3 separate regions of the Mus musculus genome follow, and all the other regions are linked to region 1. The links are chromatin loops, found by intact Hi-C in ENCODE. Cell type or tissue: heart. All regions are shown on one strand. Region 1 holds the start of Ywhae (tyrosine 3-monooxygenase/tryptophan 5-monooxygenase activation protein, epsilon polypeptide). Region 2 holds the start of Crk (v-crk avian sarcoma virus CT10 oncogene homolog). Region 3 has its middle 2.8 kb from the start of Myo1c.

Region 1 (2,500 bases):
TATTTGAATTAACCATTTCTCAGCAGGTCTTTCCATACTTCATAATGACGAGTGTGAATAGTACAGTCGTCAATTTTACAAACGGGTAAACTGAGGCACTGACTCTGCAAAGGGAAATTCGTACTAAGGAATCCTGGCAAGCCTGGTCTCCTGTATTCTAGCCATCAGAACTCCGTGCCTATGAAGGATGGGGACAGAAGGGGGAAAAAAAAAACCCGCAGCAACTTTAGGATATCCTGGGTAAGAACAAACGGGGTAGGAGTGAGGTTCTGCACCTCCCCGGAAGAAGGCGAGGCTAAAAAGCCCCCCAAACTCTCAACTCCAAGGTGTGTCGGCCCAAAGGAAGAAATCCAATCGCAGCATCTCAGCTCGCCTCCACCCAAGGAGGGAGGCTCTGCAGTGATTTCCAAACACTCCACCCTCACCAGAAGACTCCTCTCCACCGCCGGCCCCGAGAAGCCGTCCGTTCCAGAGGCTTCTCCTTTGTGAGGCTCCACGGCCGCCGCCCCACACTGGGCCTCAGGGGAAAAGCCACCGCCCCCACCCGCCATATTTCCCCGAAAGGCGCCTAGCGCTACAGCTCCTCGATGCCGCCCTCTCCCGAGCGACCGGTACCGTTCCTCACATCGCCCCACCCAAGTGTCCTCCTCCACACCCCGCCGCGGTTCCCGAGGGCTCCCGTGGGGATCGCACGCCGGGAGCCGGCACCCGCCATCTCCTCCCCCCTCCCCCGCCCGGGGACTCGCCCTCCCCCTCCAGCCGCCATTTTACAACCAACTCCTCCACCCTCCGCCCCGGCCTGCTGGCGGGCGAGCGCCTGCAAGCTAAGGACACCGGAGGGGTCAAATCCCTAGGCCCGGGGACTCCCACCGCGCCGGGAGCCCGCAGGCCTCGGCCTGCTTCCCGACCCACGTCCCAAGCCGGGCTCCGAGACGGCTCCGCCATTTTGTCTCCGGTTCCCGGCCTCTGTGGGCGGCGGCGGAGGGTCCGAGACTTCCAGCCCCCCGACACCCCCCCGACTCACCGTCGTATCGCTCGGCCTGCTCTGCCAGCTTCGCCTGGTACACCAGATCCTCCCGATCATCCATTGCGGCAGCGGCTCCGGCAGGGTCTGCGCGACGGATGGAAGCGGATAGCGTCTCCGACTCTCTCAGCTTCTCGCTCCGCGTCCGAGCAGGAAAAATGGCGGCGCCTCAATCCGGGACTTCCGCCTGCGCACGCGGACAACTGCTCAGCTCTATGGCAACCGCTCCCTGGCAACTGGCGCGGGGGGGGGGGGGGGCGGATCCCGGAGTTCGGCGCCAGAAAAGGCTGGAACCAGCGCGACAGACGCCCCTCCTCCGTCGGCACAGCGGGCGGCCCTGTGGCGAGGCGGGAACTGCGACTGCGACGGAGAACGGCCCCTGGAGCGGCTGGAGGCGAGGTCGGCCTAGACTGCGGGAGGGGAGTTAGCCAGAAGCCCGTGCGGGGCGACCGCGGGCTGGCCTGTGGGGGACAGAGCGACAGGCTTGATGGGTTCTTGCTACGGCAGGCCTTCCTCGTTGAAGATCAACCGGCCCTGTGCATTCTAGCACATTTTTCTCATCCAATTTAAAGAATTGACAAGGACAAGAAGGGAAAGCTCGAGTTTTCACGCATCATCATCTCCCTTGCTTCCATACTTTAAGCATTTTCTTCTCCCCTCCAGCCATATTTTATCTCTTTGGCCTATCGTAGATAGGACTTTTGTTTAAAATCTCTGGTTTTGCTTCAAGCATAGGTGAGTGTGTTTAATTCCAACACTAGTGAGGTAGAGGCGCAAGGATCGAGTTTGGATCAAGTCCCATCTACAAAGCAAATTCCAGGTCAGCCAGGGCTACATTGTGAAACCCCCATCTCAAAAAAAAAAAAAAGGAAAGAAAGAAAAAAGAAAAAGTGGTCAATCTCAGCTAGTTAAGGGAAACCCTCACTCGAGGGAAAAAGGAGACATAGTGGCTTGCCTCACTTGGAGTGCAAGGTGCACCTGAGGTGTGTAAGGGCAAATTGACATTGATGAGTTAGAAATAAATAATCCTCCATGGGGATTGCTTCACTTGCAATGGCCACGCCTAGTCTGCTTCCTTATGGATTTTCAACATCTTATACTCAATATCAGCTTGCTGCTGAGCCATGCAGAAAAAGGGCCTCAAAATGAGTGTGAAATCAAAAGGTTGGGATCAAGGCCTGAGGTCACACGCCCAGAGGTTTGCATCTTAGTCTGTGAACGGACAGGAATTGTTTTGTCCAAACGCTGGAGACTGACCCCCACAGCTTCCACCGTGTGTTTTGCCACTGAGTTATAGTCCTATCTGGGCAAGCTGTTTTGATGATTCTGAGTGGAAGGTGACATCGTCATAATTGTACTTAAGAAAAGTATTCCGTACTTACTGAAGCGGTGGTTCACGCCTGTAATTCCAGCACTGTGGAAGCAGAGACAAGGATTGCCACAAGTTCCAGGCCATCCTGGACTAAAAATACCCTA
Region 2 (2,500 bases), 53 kb after region 1:
TAGGTGCCAAGATTAGAAGCATGAACTATGAAATCTGGATGAGAATTGAATTTCATCTTACTATTTCATCTTACTATTGCACTTAGCACAAAACAATAGATTATTTTACAGATAGCACAAATATAGAATTTACTTTGTTTAGGGCAATTGTGTTGCATTAATATTCCTATCTGATTTTATATTATCAAACCAACAAGGGGCTGGAGATGGTTAAGAGCACTGACTGCTCTTCCAGAGGTCCTGAGTTCAAATCCCAGCAACCACATGGTGGCTTCCAACCATCTGTAATGAGATCTGATACCCTCTTCTGGTGTGTCTGAAGACAGCTACAGTGTACTTACATATAATAAATAAATCTTAAAAAAAAAAAAAACAACAAGACGTAGAAAGGTCTATATCTGTTAACTAAAAAGACTTCAATACTCAAATTTTCCCCTTAACTTGTGTGCTAACACAAAGAACCGTCGAATCCCACTTTGTGGCCAAAGGGAGTAAATCTAAATTAGAGCTATCCCAAAAATGCAAGTCTGCTACAAGGCTAACCAGTGAGTCTCCATTCATGAGACTAGCTCAGCTCTAGAAGGAAAAAGCTTACACTTCAAACATCCAGAAAGCAAGAAGCTTGGTGCTGTTATACACAGAGACAACAGAAATCTCAGAATCACTGTTCATCTCATAAACGTCAAGGGCTAAGTGCATGAATTCCCTTAACATTGCCAAGACAACTGCAATAAGACAGCTAAGACAGTTAAAACTCAATGGTCCTTGACGAGGAAACAGTGGGATAATTATTCTTGGTGTTTATCTGCTAGCCAGGTCTGTTCTCATATCCTGGAAGATTTTGACCACAACACCAACTTAGAGAGCAAGAAAAGACCCAGAAGTACGTGTCTGACACTTTTTAAGTAAATCCAGGGAGAATGAAGTGCCATTCACTTCCAAGGTTGTTCTCACTGGCTTATGCCTGTTTGTTTGTTTGTTTGTTTGTTTTCTAAAGGAAAAAAATCTTCCTCCACTAATCACTTTGAAACTAGAAACTCTAGTTGCAGCGGGCAGTTTTTTTGGACACTTAAAACCTCTTGGACACAATTTGCCTGCTAGGCTTCAATTACGCGGGGCTGGTCACAGAAGGATTTTTTTTCTATCACCAAGTCACTTAGTTCACCACCTTCCACAAGGGAAGAGCACGGTAAAGATATTTTGGAAAAATGCCCAAGAAAGGAAAAAGCTGACCGGCTTCCTGAGGGTGTCTCCATCCCTCCCAGCCAGCCAGTCAGTACGTGGTGACTTCCTACCGAAGGCCACCAGGGGAGTATGGCCAAACCCGGCTCTAACACTGCAGGAAACGTTTCAAGCCTAAAAGCCACTTGTAGGATTAGCAGAGCCATTCTGAGTACCACTGCCAAATGATGTCCCCGTAACATCCCCATTAACTCATTGTCCCCAAGTTGCCTAGCCCTGCCCTGCCCTTGGGCCTGACCCTGGCGCCCAGCCCCACCCCGGGGCCGCAGCAGTTCCCCTTCCCCGGCTCCCAAGGCACACCCAGAGGCCTCGGTGAGCAGCTCCTCCTCCCCCACAATCCCGCTCATCGGTGGGAACCAGCTTGCTCAGAAGACAGCTCCCCCGCCAGGTTCACTCTAGCCCTCTCTGCCCACGTCCCTCCTGCAGCAGACCAGGGTTCTACGGCCCTCACCCCCGCCCGGGCCTCCCACCCGCCTGTCCCTCACCCGGCGGAGGCTGAGCGGGCGACGGAGGCACTGGAGGGCGCGGGCCGCTGCTGTTGATGATGTAGTGGGAGACGCGCGAGTTTTCGGAGACGCTAAGCACATAGTCCCCGGGGCTGGTGCTCGAGTCCCGCACCAGGAACACCCCGTGCCGCTGGCCCTGCAATAGCGCCACCGCCTCCTGCCGGCTCAGGCGGCCCCAGTACCAGCTACTCCGCTCCTCCGAGTCGAAGTTGCCCGCCATGGCCGCCTCCGCGCTTTCACGCTGGGCCGCCGCCGGCACGCGCGCCCCTCCAGCCCTGGCGCCCGCCGCCCAGCGGACCGGCTCCGGTGTCAGCCTCCCAGCAGCGCCCGAAATGGCGGCGGCGGCCGCGGGCCTTCCCCACCGGAAATGACGCGCCCTCTACCCGAGGGAGGCTGCCGGGAAGGGGACCGACGCCCGCCATTGGGAGAAGGGAAACGGAGTCCTTGGGGCCCTCAGTGCGCATGCGGCGTCCTGGGCGTCGCCGCCAGGCCCAGACCCCAACCGCGGAGGATGGGGAGGCGGAGTCTAGGTCTAAGGGGCGGAGCCTCAACCTACAAATTGACTGATCCGTGTTTGACAGATTGGTAGCGGCCGGTCTTTTCTCCCAGAACCTACAAGTAGCAACACCAAGAAAAGGACTGAAGTTAAAAAAGATGATGTGGTCCGAGGATGATAGTCGCCCTCAAAGCTCCCTGACTTGCTGGTCTTTTCCCCGTGTTTCCTTCGGTTTCCCCCGAGGTCAGCTGAAGTT
Region 3 (2,500 bases), 80 kb after region 1:
AGATGGGTGAAAGACAGGGCAAAGGGGAGCGCCCTTTACGATGCCCCCAGGTTTAAAAGCATAGAGAGGATACGACCTTCAGTCCACCCCAGAGCATTAGAAGACCTGAGGTGGGAGAGCTTGGAGTCCCCAGCACTAGCATGGGCTCGCTCCCCTCCCCCTACCGCGGCCTCATTGAGCTCCCTCTCCAGCCAGAGGAGTCTTGGTGGGAGGAGCGCACTGAAAGGGGAGGGGCTTCGAGGCCGCAGTGCCCGCCCTGCCCCGCCCCGTCCCGCCCCGCCGCGTCAAGCGGCTGGAATGAGGGGAATCCGCGCGTGGAGGGGTCCGACGGACTTCACCCATCCCGAGCGGCGCAGCCGCATTCCTAGGATGCCCGCTGGCGCCCCCGCAGCCACCGCCCCGCATCGGAAGGAGGGCGTGTAGCCGCCGCCCTCCGGGCCTGAGGCCAGCCACAGTCCCGGCATCTACTTCTAGCCTGCTCCACCTCTCTGGACAGGAGCGTGAGTCCAGAGAGGGGAAGTGAAGTGAGGAACCAAGGGTGTGAGGGACACCGCCATGCCAGGCGCTTCCTGTGTTCTTAGCTTATGTCACTCCCGTCAGTGCCGGACGTACCACCATGAGTTATGTTGTTATCCTATTTTAGAAGGGGGAACTGAGAGTAGGTAGGTGAGAAGCCTTGTTCGTTCAAGATTTCTAGACTTGTACGAGGAATGGAACTGAAACCCAGGACCGCTTTGAAACAACTAAGGTAGTGCTGCTCTGATCCCTCCCAACAGTTAACAGGACTGCACAGTTTTCCTCAGTGACCTAGGACAGAAACCTGTGTAGTGTGACCACTGATGTTTAGGGGTGGCAACTGGGGAACACTCGAGGACCCCACAGCATGGCCCTGGGCTTAAGGTTGGCTTCAGGCTAGAGTACACCTTAAGCCAGTGAGTGACCCAAGACTTAATCCCTAAAAGCACCGCTGGGGCTCTTCCTACCCGGATGTGTACTGGGACTATGGGGAGCGGGGCTGACAGCAGAACTGGTTCATCCAGTGGCCCTTACCCAGTGTTTTGGAGCCTGACCTCTGGTGGAAAGGCTGGAGGAACTGCTCTGGGGCGACTTTCACTGAGGCTAACAGGGAAAGCACAGTACTGCCTGCCAGGCAGGTCAGCGCTGGGCACAGGGCAGACTCTTGTCTCACTGTGGAACTCGGGCTGACCTGGAACTCAGCAGCCTCTTGCCTCAGCCTCCCTAGTGCTGAGATTACAAAAAGTACCCTATCATGCCTCGCTTAATTTAGATTATCAAATCCATTTTAGGTCTGGGCCCCGACTACCCCATTAGGGACTTTTAGAGGCTTCGGGGGGAGTGACTTGGGAGGGGATGCTCACTCTGGCTTCAGAACCATGAATCTTTGGTCTGACAGAATTCTTTTTTTTTTTTTTTTGGTGATTTTTCGAGACAGGGTTTCTCTGTATAGCTCTGGCTGTCCTGGAACTCACTTTGTAGACCAGGCTGGCTCGAACTCAGAAATCCGCCTGTCTCTGCCTCCGGAGTTCTGGGATTAAAGGCGTGCGCCACCACGCCCGGCCTGCCAGAATTCTTTACTGGAGAATCCAGCAAAAATAAACAGAGCACCTTGCCCCTAAATGAGTTTTCACATTCACTCATCTTCCCCGGAGAGGAGGACAGCATCTCTAGCTGTGGTAATCATGACCTGGCTGGCATTCAAAGCTGGTCCTCTTCCCCTTACACCAATCAGATCAGTCACCACCTGCTAAAACCTCATTCCGGCTTCTCCATCCTGCTCCTCTCCTGGACCAAAGTAACAGCCTTCTTCGGTTCTCCGCTCTGGCATTTACAAATGCAAATCTCACACTGTTACCATCTCAAGTTAATGGAAAGGAGGCTTAGAAAGCACCGCTCCCCGCTTCCCGGGTGCCAAGCTTGCCCTTCACGCTTGACCAGGGGCTCAGTTTACTGCACTACTCCTGGATTAATCTCTAACTGAACAGGTAGTCCTTTCCAGTCCCTTCTTTCTTCACTACCACACACAGCCAGGAGGTGCTGGTTGTACCCCTGCGGACAACCACCAACCACGGGAGACTGCACGTGCTGTGGCTTTGCACCTGCAGCTTCCTAAACCCAGCTCTCTCGGCCTACCCACCTCACTTAGTCATCACCGAAGAGTCAGCTCAGGAATCACCTTCGCCATAGCGCCTTCTTATTTTCCTCTAACACACAGCCTCCTCCTTACTAAATTAAGTACTAATCGTCTGCTTCCTTGTCAGACTGCCGGGAGACTGCTCCGGTCTTAGGCAAGCACTCAGCTAGGCACTTGCTGGAGATTCCATAACCCACTGGTGGGCGCTTGCATGAATGAATGAATCTCAGAGGCTGGGAGTGTGAGCAAGAGGCTGGCTCATGCTGTAATTGAATAAAACTGTGGGCCAGCCACTCATTCTCCCATTCATCTGTGAGCCCCGCACCCGCTGCATTTTCGCAAGGATCA

What was found. A loop is a pair of places that touch in the nucleus more often than their neighbours do. Peaks named below come from ENCODE experiments on the same cell type or tissue, not always from the same donor. Only the 100,000 strongest peaks of a DNase experiment are listed, where the experiment ranks them.
Region 2: a loop joins it to region 1, with 2.0 times the contacts of the local background. A loop is called at or near these places in 3 of 42 quality-filtered maps.
Region 3: a loop joins it to region 1, with 3 times the contacts of the local background. A loop is called at or near these places in 2 of 42 quality-filtered maps.

Annotation. Positions count from the first base shown.
Region 1 is chr11:75,731,616-75,734,115 of GRCm38, reverse strand. Ywhae (tyrosine 3-monooxygenase/tryptophan 5-monooxygenase activation protein, epsilon polypeptide) reads right to left here and starts at 1,229. Exons shown (of 6, transcript NM_009536.4): 1 at 1,025-1,229. The coding sequence starts at 1,088. In heart, CTCF peaks have their summits at 594 and 1,360; DNase peaks (open chromatin) are centred at 765 and 1,185; H3K4me3 peaks cover 1,852 bases; H3K27ac peaks cover 2,069 bases.
Region 2 is chr11:75,678,892-75,681,391 of GRCm38, reverse strand. Crk (v-crk avian sarcoma virus CT10 oncogene homolog) reads right to left here and starts at 2,133. Exons shown (of 3, transcript NM_133656.5): 1 at 1,728-2,133. The coding sequence starts at 1,968. In heart, CTCF peaks have their summits at 1,299 and 1,929; DNase peaks (open chromatin) are centred at 1,501 and 2,181; H3K4me3 peaks cover 2,316 bases; H3K27ac peaks cover 1,672 bases.
Region 3 is chr11:75,651,999-75,654,498 of GRCm38, reverse strand. It overlaps a transcript of Myo1c not described here. Among named protein-coding and RNA genes, the nearest start is that of Myo1c, 2.8 kb to the left of the region's middle. In heart, a CTCF peak has its summit at 1,068 (motif pointing left); DNase peaks (open chromatin) are centred at 358, 1,018 and 1,768; H3K4me3 peaks cover 2,500 bases; H3K27ac peaks cover 2,329 bases.